Linked DNA regions of Homo sapiens: region 1 is linked to region 2. The links are chromatin loops, found by intact Hi-C in ENCODE. Cell type or tissue: heart right ventricle. All regions are shown on one strand. Each heading gives the region's core, and the rest is flanking DNA. Links, peaks and the distances in the headings are about the cores only.

The links. A loop is a pair of places that touch in the nucleus more often than their neighbours do. Peaks named below come from ENCODE experiments on the same cell type or tissue, not always from the same donor. Only the 100,000 strongest peaks of a DNase experiment are listed, where the experiment ranks them.
Region 1: it touches region 2 in a loop (2.0-fold over the local background); 12 of 110 quality-filtered maps call a loop at or near these places.

The regions. Positions count from the first base shown.
Region 1 is chr5:72,278,351-72,283,735 of GRCh38, forward strand. The region is part of intron 4 of MRPS27 (mitochondrial ribosomal protein S27); the gene reads right to left. It overlaps LOC107986422 (a long non-coding RNA gene), which reads right to left. Exons shown (of 2, transcript XR_001742742.2): 2 at 2,500-5,308. Among named protein-coding and RNA genes, the nearest start is that of MRPS27, 39 kb to the right of the region's middle. In heart right ventricle, for the core only: a CTCF peak has its summit at 2,539 (motif pointing left); no DNase peak of the experiment used is centred there; H3K27ac peaks cover 3,431 bases.
Region 2 is chr5:72,139,573-72,144,957 of GRCh38, forward strand. The region is part of intron 2 of MAP1B (microtubule associated protein 1B); the gene reads left to right. Among named protein-coding and RNA genes, the nearest start is that of MIR4803, 27 kb to the right of the region's middle. In heart right ventricle, for the core only: no CTCF peak of the experiment used is centred there; a DNase peak (open chromatin) is centred at 2,384; H3K27ac peaks cover 3,119 bases.

The DNA.
Region 1 (5,385 bases), core at 137-5,136, 140 kb after region 2:
GAGAATGGTGTGAACCCAGGAGGCGGAGATTGCAGTGAGCCGAGATCGCGCCACTGCACTCCAGCCTGGGTGACAGAGCGACTCTCCATCTCAAAAAAAAAAAAAAAAAAAAAATTTAAAGTCTGTCATACTTGAGATTTTCTTTTTAAGCCAATAAAGCATTATAGATACAGTTGATGCTCCCTCATGTATATTTCCGGATCCTACTCCAACCCCATCCTGCTTCTTCATAGGTAGATAATACCTTGAATTTGTTGTTTACCATTTTTGGGCATGTTTTTTATACCCTTCACTTTATAACATGTATCCATGTAAGTGATGATATTGCTTTGCATATTTTCAAACTACATAAATGGTATCATATTATATGTACGATATTTCACCTTTTTTTTACTCATTATGTTTTGAGATAATCACCCTGATATATATGTGTATGTGTGTATAGATATGTATGCATCTATAGATAGCTTTGGCTTATTCTTTCTCACTGTTGTATGGTATTCCATTGTAAAAAAAAGTCTATCACATTTTTCTTCTTTTTCTATTGGAGGATATTTAAGTTGCTTCCAGTTTTTCATATTATGAACAATGTTAAAATGAACAGTCTTATAACTTAATCCTTATACAAGCCAGAGTTCCTTTAAGGTATATACCCCAGAGCAGAAGGCTGAGTAGAAGATGACCATGCCCATCCTCTTTTACTTCATATTGCCAAACTACTCTTCAAGGTGACTATATAATTTTAAACTCCCACTAGTAGTGAATCAGACTTCCTGTTGCTCCTCTTTGTCACAATTATTATGGAAGTCTTATTTTTGCATCTAATAAATGTGAAAATGTATCATTTTAATCTGTAATTTATCTGATTATTGAGAGTGAGCATCTATTCATATGTTAAATATGTTAACTGCCAATATGGTTTTTTATTCTGTGAACTGCTGGTTCATATTCTCTATCCACTTTTCTAAAATTCTTATCTTATTGGCCTATGGATATAATCTAGATACTAATCTTTGTTAGCTACATGCATTGCAAATCTTCCCTGGTCTTTTAATTTTGTTACTGGTGGTAACAAAATTTTTGTAGAATAGAACTTTAAAATTTTAATGCATTAAACCTTATCAGAGCAGGTGCAGTGGCTCACGCCTATAATCCTAGCCATTTAGGAGGCGAAGATGGGAGGATTGCTTGAGGACAGGAGTTTGAGACCAGCCTGAGCAACACAGCGAGACCCTGTCTCTTAAAAAACACACAACAAGCATTAAATAACAACAACAACAAAAACCATTCTGAATCATGGAAGACAACAAAACAAAACAAAACAAAATAAAACAAAAACAAAACCCCAAAAACAATTATCACTTAGTAATAAAACAAAACAAAAAAATTTATCAATCTTTTGTTATGTTTTTTGTGTCTTGTTCAAAAAAAAACAAATCCTTCAGTGTCCCCAGTGTTATACTACTATTAATATTCTCCTATATTTCCTTCTAAAAGTTTTGCTTTTTCCATTTCGGTTTTTAATCTACCTAAAAAAAATGTGTGTGAGTATGTTCATATATTTTGAAGTAAGAATGAAGAATTTTCCCATATAATTGTTAGATTATCGATTGTCTAAGTAGCATTTATTAACTAATCCATTCTTCGCCCTTTGATGTAAAAAATATCTCAGGTTTCCAGATATGTAGATACATTTCTGGGTTCTCTCTATTCTGCTCCACTAGTCTATTTGTCTACATCTAAGCCATTATCTTCATTTGTATTTTTTGTAGCTTTCTAATAAGTCTTGTTGTCTATCTTGTGGACCAATCATTTTATGTTAGTCTTCTTAAAACTGTCTTAGCTATTCTTGGTTTTATTCTTTCACTTGAATTTCAGGGTCATCTTCTCAGGTTCCCCAAAAATTTCTGCTGAGATTTTGGTTGGAATTGCACTGAATTTATAGATGAAATGTGACACTTACTGTTTAATAGTTTAAAACAAATAAAATGGAAAGATATACTTAAAAGACTGGCAAGAAACACACTAAAAACAAGTGATTTTTCCTTTATAAGTATTTTTTTTAAAAAAAGAATATGTAATTACTTTTTCCATAAACAAGAAATGATTTTAAAAATATGAAAAAAATGTATATTTCATTCTAACCTGCAAGGCTGCACAGCAGCCCAGTTTTCTATATAAGAATCAGCTCTACAAATAGAAACTCTTGCACAGCTTCTAAAAAAACCAATAAAATAAAAGTGGGGAATGCTGACAACATTAAACAACTTTAGCCATTCTGAGCTGCTCTTGTGCATGCCAGATATCAAAACTAAAATCTCTGGAAGCAGTTCCACAATTTCTATTTCAATTGCTTACATGCTCCCAGCCCACAGAACAGACCTCTCTTTTTGTGTCTAATCTGTATTTTGATTATTGATTCAATAACATCTTATCAGAGATCAGTTATGGTGCAGTTTTTTCCTAACTGGGAATCATTTTCTTGAGGCTTCTTCTCCCTTCTTCACAGATAGTAAGCAGATCTGTTGCCCCCTTCTGGTTTGTGGCTGTAAGCTTAGCAATACGGGTACACGTATGACAGATTTGATTTGCTGTCTTTTAGGGTCAGGAAGCTTCCCCCAAAATGTGATATCCTTTCTAAATGTGTGTTGAACTACTAGTGTTCCTAAGCATCTACTTCTCCACATTCCTGAGCCTTGATGGCCCTTACACCTTGATGCCCTTGGGGCAGGGGTGGTGCGGATGGTTAGGGAAACCTAAACCAGAAATCAAATACATTTTCCCATAAGAGAGAAGTATGGGAAATAAATACTCCTTGCTTCTCCCGATGTTACAATCTAGTATAGTCAACATTAAAGCTAAATTTTATTGAGCACTGACCTTCTTTGTCCCAAGACTGTTCTAAGGGCATTATAACGTTATCAATTTCTTGGAGTCTCATAAATACCCTAAAGCACAGGCACTATTTTAACACTCATTTTATGAGGGAGGAAATGGATGGCACATTCGACATTCAAATCCAGGCACTCTGGCTCAAGTCCATACTCTTGTCTACTATACTATACTGTGTCTCAGGTAAAGAGAAAGAAAGAAATATTTTTGACAGAAGACAAAACAAAATAAGTAAGCACCCCTGAATAGGTAAAACAAAATTTTATAGATGGGTCAGAGAGATCACATTCAACCGTGAAAATCAGGGTAAGTTTATGAGTGTAGCAGAATTTGGGACAGGCCTTAAAACACAGGCTGTATTCTGTTAGAAAGAGACAGTGGGGAGGGAAGAGCATAGGCAAGATATGAAAGTAGAAGGCACATTCAGAGAACAGTAGTCCATTCCAACTGGAGTCTGAAAGCACTGTGTAAGTGTGTAAGTCTGTTATTACCTGCTATTATTCAGCAAATGGAGGACTATACTAATCTATACGTATGAGATGCACAAAGTTCTCACTTGAACACATAATTTCAGTGTTTGACTTATCAAAACTCTGCCAAGATTTTTACCAATGAAGACTAATGATTGAGTTTCACCTCTTGGTAGTGTCCATCACTGAACTATGTAACAGCCAGTGCATAATGAATACACTGTTCATGTGCTGTAATGATCTGGTGTTGGAAGACCTAGTTTTAAGTCCCAGCTTTGCCTATTACTAGGTATAAAATGGTGATACTATTTGTCTTAAAATCAGCATTGCTATTAAAAAAACAGAATAGACCTCAAAATGTAAAATCTGCCTGTTCAAAACAAACATACCTGGAAATCTATCATGAAAATGAAAGCAGCCTAGACCACTAAACAGAATTCACATCAAATACTTCTAGCTCCTCAGATGTCCTCTTGCCTAGACACACAGCATCTGGAAATACTCAGGAATTTATTTGCCTTTGGCCTCAAAAACCATGATGCAATCAACTGAAACTTCTGTTCCCATAAATCTCTCCTTGAAGCTTCTGTTTATCTACTCAGCTCTCCCTTAAATATTATACCAGTTTCTGAAACGATCTCTTAATTATTTTCAAATCAAACTGCGTTACACTTAAAACCCTACTGAAGTAGGGTTTATATAATAAATATAAAACTATATTTTAGTTATGCCTTTCTCATTGCCCTGTAGCTATAATTCCTGGTACCTTAATTTGACTTTACAATTATAAAAATAGGCAGGAGAAATATTTTTCAATAAAAGGGGTTTATACTGTAGAAAAAAAAGAACTTGGATACATATTCTTATGTGAAATTTTAGGAGTTTAAGGTTTAATTTACAAATGGTTCTGTAGCTATTAGAACAGATTTACTTTAGCCTTCTCCTTTTAAATCTCATGTATATACAAGGCATCAAAAACATGTGGTTTGTGGGCCTTGCAGGAAAAAGGCAAGTACATATGTATAAAAATTAGTTACCTAGAGGATAAATAAGAGTGGATACCCAACTTCTCATACCACAAAATTTACTAAATATATTCACAAACAAGATAGTAAATGAAGTCTGTCACCTAAATCCAGAAGAGAATAAGAGATCTTCTACCCTTTCTGTTGTTTACTTTTACATCTATTAGTTTTTCTCTTGATATTCATAGTTAAGGCGGCTGGAACTTCAATTTTAAAGTGAATAAAATTCTGCGTGAGAAACTAAACAAAAAGCCAGAGCTACATGCTTTCAAAGTCTGAGGCATCTGGTGATAAAATCTTATCAGTGACATTAAGAAACATTATGTTTTAGCTATGGGAAGTGCCTTGGGAGGCATCCAAGATGATCTGCTCATCTAGAAAGCTGATGTCCAGAGAGTTCACTAACTAGTTCAAAGCTACAGATCAAAGTGGGGACTAAACTGGTCCTAAGACCCCAGTCACCTCTTTCTTCCCATCCTGACTCCTTCAGGGTCTTTTTAGTACCTCCCCCACAAGATAATACATTTTCATTGTTGAATTTCTTTTTATGTTAATTTTTTTCTAGGTTTAATTAATTCTATGTCACACTGTTAGGAGGTTTCAAAATGTTCATTGAGTCTGTATCTTTTGGTATATTACTGAAACTGCTTAGGAAAAAAAACTGACACAAAGAGATACACTGGGCTAGCTGATGAGCTTCTGAACTTGAAGTCAGGCCTCATCCACAGCTGGAGCTTGGACTTGTCACATGGCTCCAAGGGACTCACTTAGTCTATCCAGGTTGCAATTTCAGATTCCGGAAGTTGGCAGGACTTCAGAGGTCATCTGGTCTAAAATTTTCCAACTAGTGCCAATACACCAGGAAGACCCAATGGGTATGTTTTGGCAATTGTTCTTTCTCCAAAGGTCTGTGGCCAGTTCCTGTCAAACAGTCCAAGTATGGTCAAGTAGGCAAGATATGATCCAGCAAGCTTAGAAAGAAATGTGTACGTACAAAA
Region 2 (5,385 bases), core at 73-5,072:
GTCCGAAGTCATCTTGGTTCAGTCGTTTTTTAATAATAAGTTGCCGTGACATAAGTTATTGGAAAGGACCACAGTTGAGGGTAAGAAAGGCAGTTTGATTCTCTTGTGGAGGTTATAAAATGAAAGCAGAGATCTGTCCCTGAATATGAGGAAACCTCGTATATAGTTTAACAATGTATTTTTTTCTTACATAAAAATCTAAGTTTGAAATTACCATCAGACTAAATTTCATCCCATCTGTGGTAGAGATGGTTTTAAAATTGAGACTTTAGAGGCAGCAGATCTTTATCCTGTACACCTGATACATAAGAAAAGCCCAGTTCAGAGGACTTTAGTTTTTAACCTTAAAGACAAACATATTCAGACATATATTGTATAAGGATGTATTACAAACTTTTTTTTTTTTTGAGACAGGGTCTTGTTCTGTCACCCAGGCTGGAGTGCAGTGGCGCGGTCTCAGCTCACTGCAACCTCCGCCTCCAGAGGCTCAAACAGTCCTCCTGCCTCAGCCTCCCAAGTAGCTAGGACTACAGGTGCATGCCACCATGCCCAGCTAATTTTTGTATTTTTTGTAGAGACGAGGTTTTCCCATGTTGCCCAGGCTGGTCTTGAACTCCTGGGCTCAAGCAATCTGCCCTCCTCAGCCTCCCAAAGTGCTGGGATTATAGGCAAGAGCCACAGGACCTGTCCTACAAACTTCTTTTACCTTAACCATGGTATAGAAAATACAGGCTGATCCATGCATACATCTAAAATTGAAACAAAAGTTTAACAAAACAATGCCTATCCTTATTATCTGCAATGCATTATGACATTTTCTAGTCTGTTTTATTCTATACTATTAAGAAACACTGGCTTTGACCATTTCATGCTACAGTAAAGTATTGCAGCCTTCATTTGAAGAACACTGGTATAGAGGTTTTTGAAGAGGTGCGCATAAGGGAGAGAAAAACAGCTGCATGTCCTGACAACTATTAAGTATCACTCATAAATTTATTTTCAGCAACATGGGAAAGGAAAATAGATCCTTTCTTTATTAAGTTAATTGTGACAGAAACTGGGACAAAAATAACGTGGGAGGAACATGTTAAAAGAGGAGATTTACACATATCCAGTGTTTTCCAGCAAGAAGAATGCATCTGAAAGAGGTAAAACTGTGATTATCGAAGCAATCCTATTACACCTATGCAGATGAATGAAATCACCAACTTTAGGCAACATGAAAAAATAAAAGGGCCAAGATCAAAGTGGACCTGGTATTATTTCTAGCGTCCATCTTGGATTTTTCTTTTTTTGTCTGAATCCCCATCTCAGGGTATGAGTCGTTATGAATCAAAGGATCACCGCCCAATAAAACCATTCTAGACAGAAACCTTTTGGGGTTGGGGGTGCACCATTCTCCTCTTCTACAGCTTCCAGACCACTCATTGCCCATGGATACCCACCAGCCTCCCACGTTCACACGACTCCATCTGCTTTTTTTGGTGTCTGTGTCTTCTGGAGCATTGACCAGGCCAGTATAGGGTACCGTTCCCTGCACCCAGAGTTTCACTCCCACCTCAAACTCTTTTACCTCCTGGGGTACATGTCCACGCTTTACTCCTCTCCTGCCCTCCAGCTTCTTTCTTTCTTTCCTCCCATTTCTCCTCTCTTCCCCTCCCTTTTGCCTTTGCTCTGCAGAGACACTGGTGCCGTGACACACATCTGAGCATGGCTGGTGGGGCTGACCAGTGGTCACCAGTGCAGGATTTAAGTGGTTGGAGCTTAATAGTAGCTACAAGTCTTTAATTTCTTCAGCAGGTTTTTAATGGCCTTTGATGCACGTTAGAAAAGACATGGAAAGTCCTGAATTCAGAGCCTTCATGCTGGGTATTGTATAGTCAGACCAGCCCTGTCTCTGGACTGAATGGGTCTCTTGAAATCATAAATGCATTGCTTAGGGATCAGTAGCCTCGGAGTGACCTTTCTCACTCATGGCTTTCCTGAGGCTCAGAAAGGCCAGGCCTTGTCCTGGGTGAGCCAGCCTCTCAGTACCCTGATGGCATGACTCAGAAAGCTGGACAATGCCCTAGAATGACTTTCTCCATTAAGCCCAAGAAATATTGCATAGAATCAGTCTGTCTGGAAATTCCTTATATGGAGAGGTTCTGAGACGATTGTATGTTTGGTTTGCAAGAGGATCATGGTTTAAAAAAAGAAAAAAAAGCCTAAGGCAGTGATATCATATTACTTACAGGCTTGGTTAAAAAAGATAGAGAAAATACTCCTTCAAACGTTTCCACCCTAATTCTGGATTACACTGGGGACGACAGCAAATCCCATTCCACTGGTTCTGGCTGACCTTCCCTGCATCTTGGAGCAAGGAACTCTCACTGTCTGCCTGTTTCTCCCAGCACAGCACTGCAGAGAGGCCCAGAGGCTATAAAGCCCTGCCACGTGTTTCTCCAAATGGGTGGTTTTTATTATTTCTGGAATGCAGTCCCCAGCCCCAAATCCTAATATGCTGACAAGGCAAAAGCAAAAGAGACCTGTGGAACCCCACCCAGTGACAGTTTGGTGTCCCTCCCCATCTGGGCTTGGTGCCCACCCTGTGACCCTCACTCTTCCTACTTCCCCCAAGGTGGCTGGGAGTGGAAGGCGAATTGGAGCACATTCAAAGCCAGAGTGGAAGGGAGTGATTTAAGATCTTCCTGTGAGATGGAGTCCTGGGCGGTCGCTTATTGTGCAGACTGGATTGTGCTATGGGATCTGCTCTGCCTGTGGAGGGGGACTGTGTTTCTACATCCACCTCATTTCATCAGGCAAGGAGGAGGGGCAGGTAGTCTGCAAAATTCCGCTATGTGGTTTAACACAGTGAAGACCTGAAACCTCCTTGATCACCAGGAAAGAGATGGGGAAACTGTACCTAGGCGTTTCTAAGCCAGGAGACCGGAGCTCGCTGAGGAATAATTATGTGGAAACAAATGTAAAGTTAAACCTTAAAAAGACAATTTAAAATATATTTACATAAAGTTATATACTTCTCATTTTAAAAGATGATTTAAGGAGATTTGGGCCTAAGTAAGGAGACATGAAATAAAAGAAAAAAGGGATTTTTTTTCAGGAAAAAAAGTGCTCCCCAAGTAGAACAAGAAAAATTCTCCAGCATAAGTTTCAATTAAAAAAAAAAAAAGTAAATTGACTCTAGCACATGGTATGGGGCTAAATAATAGAGTGGAGCAGAACTGTTATGGGTCATTTTTATATAGGCCGTAGTGCGTAAACATTTTCGACTGTGTTTTTTATTCTATTTCTTAATAGATGAGGGGTGGCATTGAGGCATAGAGTTTTTAAGTGATTTGAAGTCAAGATATAATCATTCTTGGCCCAGCTTCATAGTTCATTCTCCAAAAATAAGATTTTCTAGTTGTTGTGTGAAATCCATAGTGAAAAGTCTGATTGCATAGGTGTCCATATGCTGGAGTTCTAATCATAGATTCTTCTGTTGTGTTCTCTTGTGTGTGTGTGAGTGTGTGCGTGAGTGTGTGCAGTTGCTATAGAAAGACAAATACCAACTAAGTGTAGAAACATCTTTGCACGTATCATAGAGAAGCTGTATAATTTTATCAGGATTCCCAGAGAAGAAAATGTGAAATGTTAGTCCCAATAATTTAGTAACAAAAGAATACACTGCCGTGTTGAGATGCCAAATAGAAAAGATAATATTTAGTGCAATCCAAGTGGCAAACAAATACATTTCCTTTTTAGGGCTATGGGGTGAGGCAGTACAGTGAGGCCTTGTTTAAGTACCCTCAACAGAATCCAGCCTTTTAAAAACCAATTCAAGGTCATCATTATGAACGTCATCCACAATTGAATTATGTCTTTATATTTGCAGTGTCTTCTTGGAGAGGACGTATCGGTTTGCCACCAGACAGAATGATGCCAGCTCTGGTTTTTTAATTCATATGTCTTTTAAAAAACATATCTGTCTTGGTATCCTCCCTCGATATCACACTGCCAGTAGTTTTTTTCTAAACTACCTTCAGTGTGCTTGTTTCTAAGTACTCTTCTATGTTAGTTCCCCAGGGCTGCCATAACAAAGTATCATCAACTGGGTGGCGTAAGTAACAGAAATGTATTGTCTCACATTCCAAGAGGCCGAAGGCTGGTTCCTTCTGGGGGTACTGAGGGAGAATCTGTTCCATACCTTTCTCCTCATTTCTAGTGATTTCTGCCATCCTCCCTCCTTAGCCTCCCAAGTAGCTAGAACCACAGGTGTGCACCATCATGCCCAGCTAATTTATTTATTTTTTTTGTAAAGACAAGGTCTTGTTTTGTTGCCTAGGTAGGTCTTGAACTCCTAGGCTCAATACTTGGCGTACTTGGCTTGTAGATGTATCATTCCATTATCTACCTCCAGTGTCACGTGGCGTGTTCTCCCTGTTTGTCTCTGTGTTTTCTCTTCTTATTCAGTCATTGAATAAGATTCCCACCCTAATCCAGTGTGACCTCATTTTAACTAATGACTTCTATAAAGACCCTTTTTCCAAATGAGGTCACATTCTGAGGTTTCCACGTGGACATTTGTGGGGAATACTGTTCAATCTAGTACACCTTCCTTCTATGTTGTTGTTCTGAATCTGCTGTGGATTGGAAAATCTAGTCACTAAGCTTGTTAGACCTCCTCTCTAAAGAAGAAAAAGAGAGAGAGAGACTTGATCCCGAATCTTCCCTAAGGAGTCTTCCGTCGTATAAAGTCTTTGAGCTGTAAGTGCTTTGACTTAGTGGTATCTATTTTGCCTGCTCAGAGGCTTTCCCTCGCTCTACCTTTTAATGTTTTTTTACTGAATTCAAAGCTAAATTTTAAGTTTTCTTTTCAGAGACAGGATGGTGCAGGGATGCGATCATGGCTCACTGCAGCCTTGAACTCCTGGGCTCAAGAGATCCTCCCTCCTTAGCCTACAAAGTAGCTAGGACCACAGGTGTCCACCATCACGCCCAGCTAATTTTTTAATTTTTTTGTAGAGACGAGGTCTTGCTATGTTTCCCAGGCCGGTCTTGAACTCCTAGCCTCAAGCGATCCCCCCACCTCAGCTTCCCAAAAGTACTAGGATTACAGGCATGAGCCACCATGCCAGGCCCACGCTGAATTTCTCACAGCTGATGCTGCTGGATAAAGAACTTCTGACACATGAAGTGTTACGCTTGGGTCTTTTAAACAGTTTTTTAGAGTGTTGGGGAGAAAATTAGCTAAGTAATGCTTCTGAGAGGTAGTCTAGGCCATGACTAGAAAGGCATGAGAAGAGGCTGCGTGGGAGAGGTACTAGAATGCACTCCTTCTTATAACTGAAACACAGATCCTTCTCTTCCCCTGGCCATCTGAGTTGTAGGAGACTGTTGTTG